Regions from separate parts of the Mus musculus genome. Here region 1 is linked to region 2. Evidence: chromatin loops called from intact Hi-C (ENCODE). Cell type or tissue: gastrocnemius. All regions are shown on one strand. Links, peaks and the distances in the headings refer to the core of each region. The heading gives the core; the rest is flanking DNA. Region 1 overlaps Fermt2 (fermitin family member 2). Region 2 has its middle 13 kb from the start of Gm34250.

Evidence for each region. Peaks named below come from ENCODE experiments on the same cell type or tissue, not always from the same donor. Only the 100,000 strongest peaks of a DNase experiment are listed, where the experiment ranks them.
Region 1: a loop joins it to region 2, with 2.1 times the contacts of the local background. A loop is called at or near these places in 1 of 42 quality-filtered maps.

What each region holds. Positions count from the first base shown.
Region 1 is chr14:45,490,983-45,495,382 of GRCm38, reverse strand. The region is part of intron 3 of Fermt2 (fermitin family member 2); the gene reads left to right. Among named protein-coding and RNA genes, the nearest start is that of Fermt2, 37 kb to the left of the region's middle. In gastrocnemius, for the core only: a CTCF peak has its summit at 2,484 (motif pointing right); a DNase peak (open chromatin) is centred at 2,508; H3K27ac peaks cover 2,620 bases.
Region 2 is chr14:45,432,000-45,436,399 of GRCm38, reverse strand. No RefSeq gene overlaps it. Among named protein-coding and RNA genes, the nearest start is that of Gm34250, 13 kb to the left of the region's middle. In gastrocnemius, for the core only: a CTCF peak has its summit at 1,967 (motif pointing right); no DNase peak of the experiment used is centred there.

The DNA.
Region 1 (4,400 bases), core at 228-4,227, 59 kb before region 2:
AAGTTTGATTTTATTATTTATTTGAATCTTTCCTTTTTCTCTTCATTACGATTATTTCTCCATTTAAAGGCACACACACTATACATGGAGTAGCTCCTGTTGTTAGTGGCTGGTGCTTCATCTGGATAATTTCTGCTCCCTTCCTGCCTCCTCCCCTTTTCCTTCACTCAGAGTTATGGGCCATATTTTCTCTGCTTGGTTCCTCTTCAAGAGCAGCCACTGCTCCTCACCAGTTAGCCATCTCTCCAGTCAGTGCTCTGATGTTCATTTTCATCTCTTCTTTGTGGACTGCTGCTTCTCCTTGGAAGCTTGTAGGATCTTTACTCTTCTGTCTTGAAATTCCATAGCAATGTCCCTTGGTTAGGGATTTATTTCCGTCTGTTACTCTGGAGACTCCAGAGGGCCTGATTCTCATGTTACTGTTTCCTTGCTAGTTCTTCTCCCGAGTTTGATCATTCGCCTTTGGTGTGTGCTGTTGGGCGGTGTTCTTGGGTTGATCCTCTTAGTAATAACTGCTTGTCTTCTATACTAGAGTGGCACCACACTTTAGTTCTCACTGTTTGTATTTCCCCAGAGTGTTTGTTGCACAGATGGTCAATAGATTTAAGACCACCGGAATACAGTTGTACCTCAGTAGAATAGTGACGACGCATAGAACCCCCTCCCCTGCTGTTAATATCCAAACCTCTTAGTTTCTGCTTCTTTGATGCCCTGTCATCTCTCACAGAGGCCCTTCTCTCATCTTTATTAGTGTGTTTATTGAAGTAGTTTCATTTTATACTCCTACCATGCTTCTCCTTATTGCTTGTTTTGTGCATAAATGAACTCTACTACTGAGCTATGTATGTATATCTCTGACTTTTATATTTGAAACTGTTAGTATTTCATTGCCACCATGAGGAAATACCATAAGTTTAGCAGCTGAAAACAACACAGAATTTTTATATTTAGGCTGAAGGTCTGGGCACAGCAGCGTGACTCACCTAGGTCTTTGTTCCCTCCTCAACACTCTTGAGAGGGAGTTCTTCATGGCACAGTTTGGTTCCTTGTAGTTGTAGGAATAAGGTCCCAAGGCTCCCCACCATCGTTCCTGAGACCTTCTGAGTTCTCAAGTTCATCCGCTCTCTCCTGCCTCGTCTCTCTTGTGCCTCTTTCTTCAGCCTCTCTTTTGTATATAAAGGACGATGTGATTATATTGGACCCATCCAGATAACCCATCTCTCTCCCTAAGATCAGCTGCTTAGTAACCTTCACGGCAATGTCCCACATTGTTGAAATGTAAAGCAAGGTTTGCCCCTGGAGTCTCTCTCCTTGAAGCCTTTCTTTAAGTGACATTCACAGTTCTGTGATGATGCACCCTGGATTTCTAATAGGGAGGTTTGGGTGGGGCTTAGCCCACTGCCCTGCCTCAGGGAGCCAAGTCACCACACTGAGTTTTTCAGCTCATTAGCTCATTATCCTGCACTGTTAAGGTTTCTGTTGACTGGATCATATAGGCAGGTGGGGTGGATTTACCACAGTAATGGAGCAGGAGACTGTGGCAAAGTGTGCTTCCATCTACAGTGCTTTGGTTTTGCTGTTTCTTCGCTCCTAGCTTGTGACCCAGTGAGTCAGTGGGCCTTGCCTGTCTCTCCTCTCGATGCTTCACCACATTGGCCAGCCAGTTCCTGCTGATCTGTCTGGCTTATTTCTTCTCACTATTTGGTTTGTATTTGATATCATAGTTTTGTTTCTTGGAAACAAGATCCTGCTTTGTGGCCTAGACTTAGGCTGGCTTTGAACTTGCAGACATCCTGATGCCTCAGCTTCTCAAATGCTGGTATTATAAACGTATCCCATTACGTGGACCTCTTGATGCTGCTGTGCCCCCCTCCCCTTTATCAGCAGGTATTTCTTTGTCATTTTGGAAAAATTAAAACAATGGATGCGTAGACTCTTTATACTTAATCAGAAACTCACAAGAAATGTTTTCTTTGAAGGAAATCTAAAATTATTTTCCTCAGACACCCATGGTAGATTCATTCTTAGTTTCTCTATCTCTAGGCCCTATAATTTCACATATATATGCACTTGTGTTACACATACACGTACAATATTTATATAGTCCATCTAGATTATCAGTCAGTTTGATAATACTGATTTCATAAGCATTAAATGCCACTGTCATATAGTTTCATATGGTGGCAATACGAGCAAGGACATTGCTCTGTATGGAGCCTCATGAATGTCAGCTATGTTATTATTATGTCTATTATTCACTGGGATGGTATGTTTTATGTCTAACATTTTCATGACTCATAGTCCTATATTGTTCTCCAGTCCCACTCTTGTACTTAACTTAGATGTTTTAGATGTACCAGTTCCTGAAAAAAGACACAAAGTAAAGTCAGTAGGTTATATTTCTATTCTAAAAATGTAAAGTAGAATGTGTAGATGTGTATCTGCGTGCCAGTTTATGCATGTAAGTGCCGTAGTACCCATGGAGACCACAAGAGGGTGTTGGATTCCCTGGAAACTAAAGTTACAGGCAGTCGTGAGCCATCTGGCATGGGTGCCAGGAACGAACTTGGGTCCTCTACAAAAGCAGTATGAGCTCTTAATCTCTGAGGTATCTCTTTAGCCCATAAATCAGTAAATTCTAAATGTCCTTTCCTTAGTAAGATAGTCCCCTGCAGGAATGATTGGGTTTTCTTCTTGTCATCATTATAATAAAATGAAAGTCAACTCATCAGATTTCCTGTGCAGCCAGCGGCTTATGCAGATCAAGGGTGGGACTGTCAATAAGCAGGAGATAGATTGAGGCAAGCTCCTAAGCTTCTGTAAGAAGTAGGAATAAAACTCAATGTTTAGAGCTTTTATCAGAACAAGCTCCTGCGTGTGCTAAGCGCCAGAGAACACTGGAGAGGGAAGGTCTCCAGGCATATTGTTACAGTTTCTAGCCCATCTAGATTATCAGTCAGTTTGACATTGTTTACTATTTTGACTGGACAAGCAGTTTGCCTTGGCCCAGTTGGTTAAGAATTACTTGTCTGCTTATAATAGACTGAAAAGTTACTTCATAGTTCATTGTTGCTGTCTTAGTTACATTTATAGCTGTGAGCTGGACAGGAAATGACTTAGAGACAAAAATCTCAACGTACGAATGTGCAGTGCAGAAATTCTCAGAACCTAGGAAACATTCCAGAAACACTTAAGACTTCAGATGACACATGCTTGCCTTCCCCTCTCCAGCTGGTCAGTGACACAGAAGTGGTGGAAGTGTGTCACAGCTCGCCTGTGACTCATTTGGTGCCCTCCGATATTTTGGATTTTTCCCATATTCTAATGTAGTTTATCTAAGGGGAAACAACTATGGGGGGAGAAAGCTTGCCATCACCACCAACCTACCTGGCCCCCACTTAGTACTAAAGTATGAAGTAAGCTTAAAATTCCTTTTTCAAAAGATTTTTTATGTTTAGTTATGTATTTTTCTATCTGTTTTGGGGTATGTGCACATGAGTACAGGTTCCCTCAGACCAGAGGAGTTAGATCCCCCTGTACCTGTGTTAAAGGTGATTGTGAGCTGCCTGATGTGGGCGCTAAACTCCGGTCCTCTGCAAGAGCAGTACGTGTTCTCAACTGCTGAACCATCTCTCAAGCCCAGCATGACATTTTCTCATGTCCCTCTCTTCTCCATATGTGGCAGTGATCGCATTTAAATCCAAGGGTGCACTGAGAATTAAGAGCACAGCTCATAAACATCTAAGTGTGTTGAAGGTTAGTCACTGTGAGCATGACATATGTGAGAGAAACAGCTGAAAGGGAGAGCCGTCTATTGGGACATCAGTTTCCATCCATCATGGCGTGGAGCAGGGAGAATGCTTGTGCAGTGGACTTTCTTCTTTGTTTCTTCTGATTTCCATTCAGGCTCTGGGCCAGCCACCTTCTAGACAGCTACTTCCCCCTTAGTTAATCCTCACAGAAATGCCCTCACACACAGGCCCAAAGGAGTGCTTCACTAGTCTTCTATATCCATGCTCTCATGCCAATCGAACTCAGTCAGGAGGGCCACCATGTAAGGTCAGTCAGATGTTACATTTGTTCCTTAAGTATTCTGTGGGCTGCGGATAGCTCAGCAGTGGGGAGCACATGCTGTACCCACAGAGGGTCTAGAGTTGAATCTACAGAGCATGTCTGCATTTTGAATGGGCCTGGTAACTAGCCTGTACAAGATAGGGATGGCAAAGACATCTCGAGCAAGCTGGCTACTGAGACTTAGCCATATTTCTGAATTTGATGTAAAAACTCTCCTTCAGTAAATAAGGTAGAAAAATGCTGGAGGAAGATTCCTGGCACCAACATAGGACCTCCACATGCATATATACACACCATGCATGTCCACACATACATGGTTACAGACA
Region 2 (4,400 bases), core at 71-4,070:
ACACAATTTAATTTGTTAATGATGCTGCAAAGTAAATCACTCAAAACTCAGTAGCTTAAGGAGTTACAGAGACAAAGTTCAGAGCAGGGACTGAAGGAATGACCATCCAGAGACTGCCCTACCTGGGGATCCATCCCATAAACAACCACCAAACCCAGACACTATTGCAGATGCCAACAAGATTTTGCTGACAGGAGCCTGATACAGCTGTCTCCTGAGAGGCTTTGCCAGTGCCTAGCAAATACAGAAGTGGATGCTCACAGTCATCTATAAAATGGAACACAGGGTCCCCAATGGAGAAGCTAGAGAAAGCACCCAAGGAGCTGAAGGGGTTTGTAGCCCCCTAGGAGGAACAACAATATGAGCCAACCAGTACCCCCAGAGCTCCCTGGGACTAAACCACCAATCAAAGAAAGCACATGGTAGGACCCATGGCTCCAGCTGCATATGTAGCAGAGGATGGCCTAGTTGGTCATCAATGGGAGGAGAGGGCCTTGGTCCTATGAAGGCTCTATGCTCCAGTATAGGGGAATGCCAGGGCCAGGAAGCAGGAGTGGGTGGGTTGGTGAGCAGGGTAGGAGGGAGAGGGTAGGGGGTTCTAGGAGGGGAAACTAGGAAAGGGGATAGCATTTTGAATGTAAATAAAGAAAATATCTAATAAATTAAAAAAGAAAAACAAAAAACTCGATAGCTTAAACTAGCCAACATTTACTGTCTTTGAGGTTAGTCTGAGTCAGGAACCTGGGAGAGGCTTAGCCAGGTGGGTTGCACAGGTTCCCTCCCTGGGTAGGTGGAAGCTGGAGCTGCTGACATCTGAAGGCAGCAGTGTGGTTGGTTAGGCAACCTTTCTGAAGTGGCTGCTCCCGCGGCAGAGCACGAGAGGCTGCAGTTCCAAGATGGCTCTTAGCGGAAAGTCATTGTCTCCTACGGTGGGAACCACTTCCTGAGGCTGCTTCAGTTCCCAGGTAAGGCCTCAGGCTTCCCCCAGGGTGGATGATGCATTAGAGAGGGTGCAAGAAGGCCCCATGCCTTTTACAACCTCGTCTTAGAGTCACAGCTTGTCACTTCTGTGGAGAGGGCACAAGGTCTTTATGCTCACAGTTAAGCACTTGGGAAAACAGGAACCTTAAAGACACAGGGTTGGCTCTTTAAAGGAAGGCATGTATATAACCTGTTTCCCACCCAGAACGCTGGAATGGATAAGAGCCTGGTGCCCCCATGCTCACTGTAGGGCCAGGCCACATCTGACTCCCCCAGACGTATGTCTATCCCAGTCTCTTCCTCCTGACAACCTTATCTCTCGAATTGTTTATCCGTCAGTCAAAACCATCCTTAGGGAAGACGTCACACGTACTTTACAAATGGAGCAGAGGTGGTTAATAGCATGGTGGTCTGCACTATCTGTATGGCTAAGCCACACCTCCCCACCCCCACGCCCTTGCCCCAGACCCTTGTTTATTTCAGTCTTCCTCTGGGTCTTTATCTTGACCATTGCTTCCCAGTCAATAGAACCCATCTTTATGGAAGAGGTCACATGTACTTTGAAAAGACTTTCAATGAAATTACGTCTTAAGCTTTTTTGTATACATGGACTGGGTTAGTTATCACCAGAAAACCTTTTCCCCAAATTGTTCTGTGCTTAAATATCCCTAAAATAAACCTCCCGGTGTCAGACTCTTGAAGTCTGAACCGACGCTGGCTACTGAGTTGTGTTGAACCAGACTTCCTCCTGTCTCACGTGGATCAACGCTCTGATGCTGTGGTGTTTACAGAGACCACACACTTCTGCCCTACTTCATTAGTTATAGAGTAATAGGATTGGGCTCCACGTCTTTAAAAGAACCAGAAAATTTTGTGGGCAAATTTGAATGGCACCACGGTAGTTTCCTCTGTAAAATGGGATAGAAATAGTAATACCTCGTGATATTAACTGATGTGCTCTGCTGCATGCACACCTGATTGCCAGAAGAGGGCACCATATCCCTTTACAGACAGTTTCGAACAACCCTCTCTTTGATTGTTGGGAATTGAACTCAGGATCTCTGGAAGAGCAGCCAGTGCTCTTACCAATGCACCATCTCGCCGGCCCCTTTTAACTGTTTGGAACAGTGTGCTGTCTAAGTACTAACAACAACTATCATGCAAATTTATATTTTCCTCATCAATTCCCCTGACACACCCCCTTCACACAACCTGTCTGAGTCTCTTTCCTGGAGAAGCTATGGAAACAGCTTTGTGCCCTGCCCTCTGCTCTGTCTTTGTGGAATACTTTTTTCTTTTTCTCACGTCTCTTTTTGGTTATTATATGTATATGGGTGTTTTGCCTGCATGTGTGTCTGTGCGCTATGTGTATACCTGGTGCCTTCAGAGGTCAGAAGAGGGTGTTAGATCCCCTGAGACTGGAGTTAGTTGTAAGTCATTGTGTGGTTGCTGGGAATTGAGCTCCAGTCCTCTGGAAGAGCAACCAGTGCTCTTATCTGCCCTGATGAATTATCTGTCTAGCCCCTCAGAAGACTCTATTATTTTCAAGTTTTTCTATAACCTCTAGTGGATTATAAACAGAGCCACATCCTAGAATAACGCAGGCTGCCCTGCACAGTGTACCAGGACTCTTTCAATCCAAGCACTCCACATTGACGCTTATCTTTCTCCTCTAGCAGGGTAACTGGTCTAGCCTCAGCTATACCTAGGCAGAATCAGGAGTCCCTTCCAGTGTAGTCTCTGGGCAACTTAAGCACATTTATGTTTGTGATGTAACATCTCTGTCTCCCACTGCGACTTCGTCTTAGTCAATTGCATGGCTCAAGTTCAAGCACAATCCTCCCCCCACAGTGGTAGCCAACAGATATTTAACAAAGGAATGCATACCTGAAGCTTCAGAGAACCGCTCTAAAGAACAAGGAGAGCCCGCTGTGGTGGTGCCCGCCTGGAATCCCAGCCCCAGAGCAGTGGAAACAGGGGAAGCAGGAGTTCAGACAGAGCCTCAGAAACATATAAGAATCCCACCCTGGGCTGCCTGGGTTGGTCTCAAAAAAACTGAAACAATAGGAAAAAAACAAAAACAAAAACAAAGTAGAGGAGGAATCAGAGAAATCAATGAAACAGATGAGATAAATTAGAACAATGTATTGTCCAGGTCTCAGTTTTAGTCAACAATAAATGAACTGTGATTATCCCCACACAAGCGGCAGGCAAGTAATGTTACAGTGTATCTAGAAAGCAGTATCTCTATAGGATGGACACGTTCCCTTTCTTCAGTCTACTCAGCAGGCAAGTAATGTTACAGTGTATCTAGAAAGCAGTATCTCTATAGGATGGACACGTTCCCTTTCTTCAGTCTACTCAGGGCCGGTCACTAATCATAGTAAGCTAAGCATAACAATAAATTTATATTAAGAGTTCATAACATAAATTTATGTTAAGAGTTCATAACATCCTTATATGTTCATAAATATGAGTGACTCTAAGAACTTAGTAAATTCTGTTTGTGGTTCACAGGTTACAAGGCCAAGGCAGAGAAAATCTCCCACAAATAATAAAATATTGCTTAAAGAGTTGGGCTCTCTGACTATTAATGTCTGTAAATGCAGTGACTAAAATTTAGACCCTAGACTTACTATTTCCTGATGGCCAAAAATAAAAGGAAAACACTTTTTAGACAAATATAAAGTAAATCTTGACCTGCAGGTGGCTGAGTAGTAACTGTGACAGGCTATTCAAGCAAGGCACAGCAGAAACGGAAAGAACATGGGGAGAGGTGAAATGGGAACACTTGAGCTTTGTTTGCTTGTCTGTCTGTTTATATTTGGGCCTTGTATTTTTATTGTTGTCTTTTGAGACAGGCTTTTATTATACAGTCTATACTGGCCCTGAACTTACAGTCTTCCTCCTTCTGTCCCTAAGTGCTGGAATTATGACATACGCTGCTACACCCAGCTGTAAATATTGTTAACAATTATTTTTTTACTTATGAGGAACTGTACGTGTGTCATAGAAGATATATAGAAGTCAGAGGACAGCTTGCAAGACTTACTTCTTCCTACTATGTGGGTTTTGGGGATTGAACTCACCAGGCTTGGTGGCTTTTACTAGCTGAGCTGGCCCTGGAAAAAACTTCCTTTTCTTATGCATCTGATCATTTTGTCCGAATGCACTTAGTGCACCCCATGCATGCAGTACCGGCAATGGCCAGAAGAGGGCACCAGATTCCATGAAACCGAGGTTACATGCAGTTACGAACTACCTGGTGGGTGCTAGGAACTGAAATCAGGTCCCAGCAAAAGCAAGTGCCTTAACTGCTTTGCTGTCTCTCCAGCCCCACTGGAGGTCTGCTTATAACCTCACCAAAGTTTTCATTTGAACTTCACTTACTCTACAAGCATTTTTGCTCTTTTCTGATT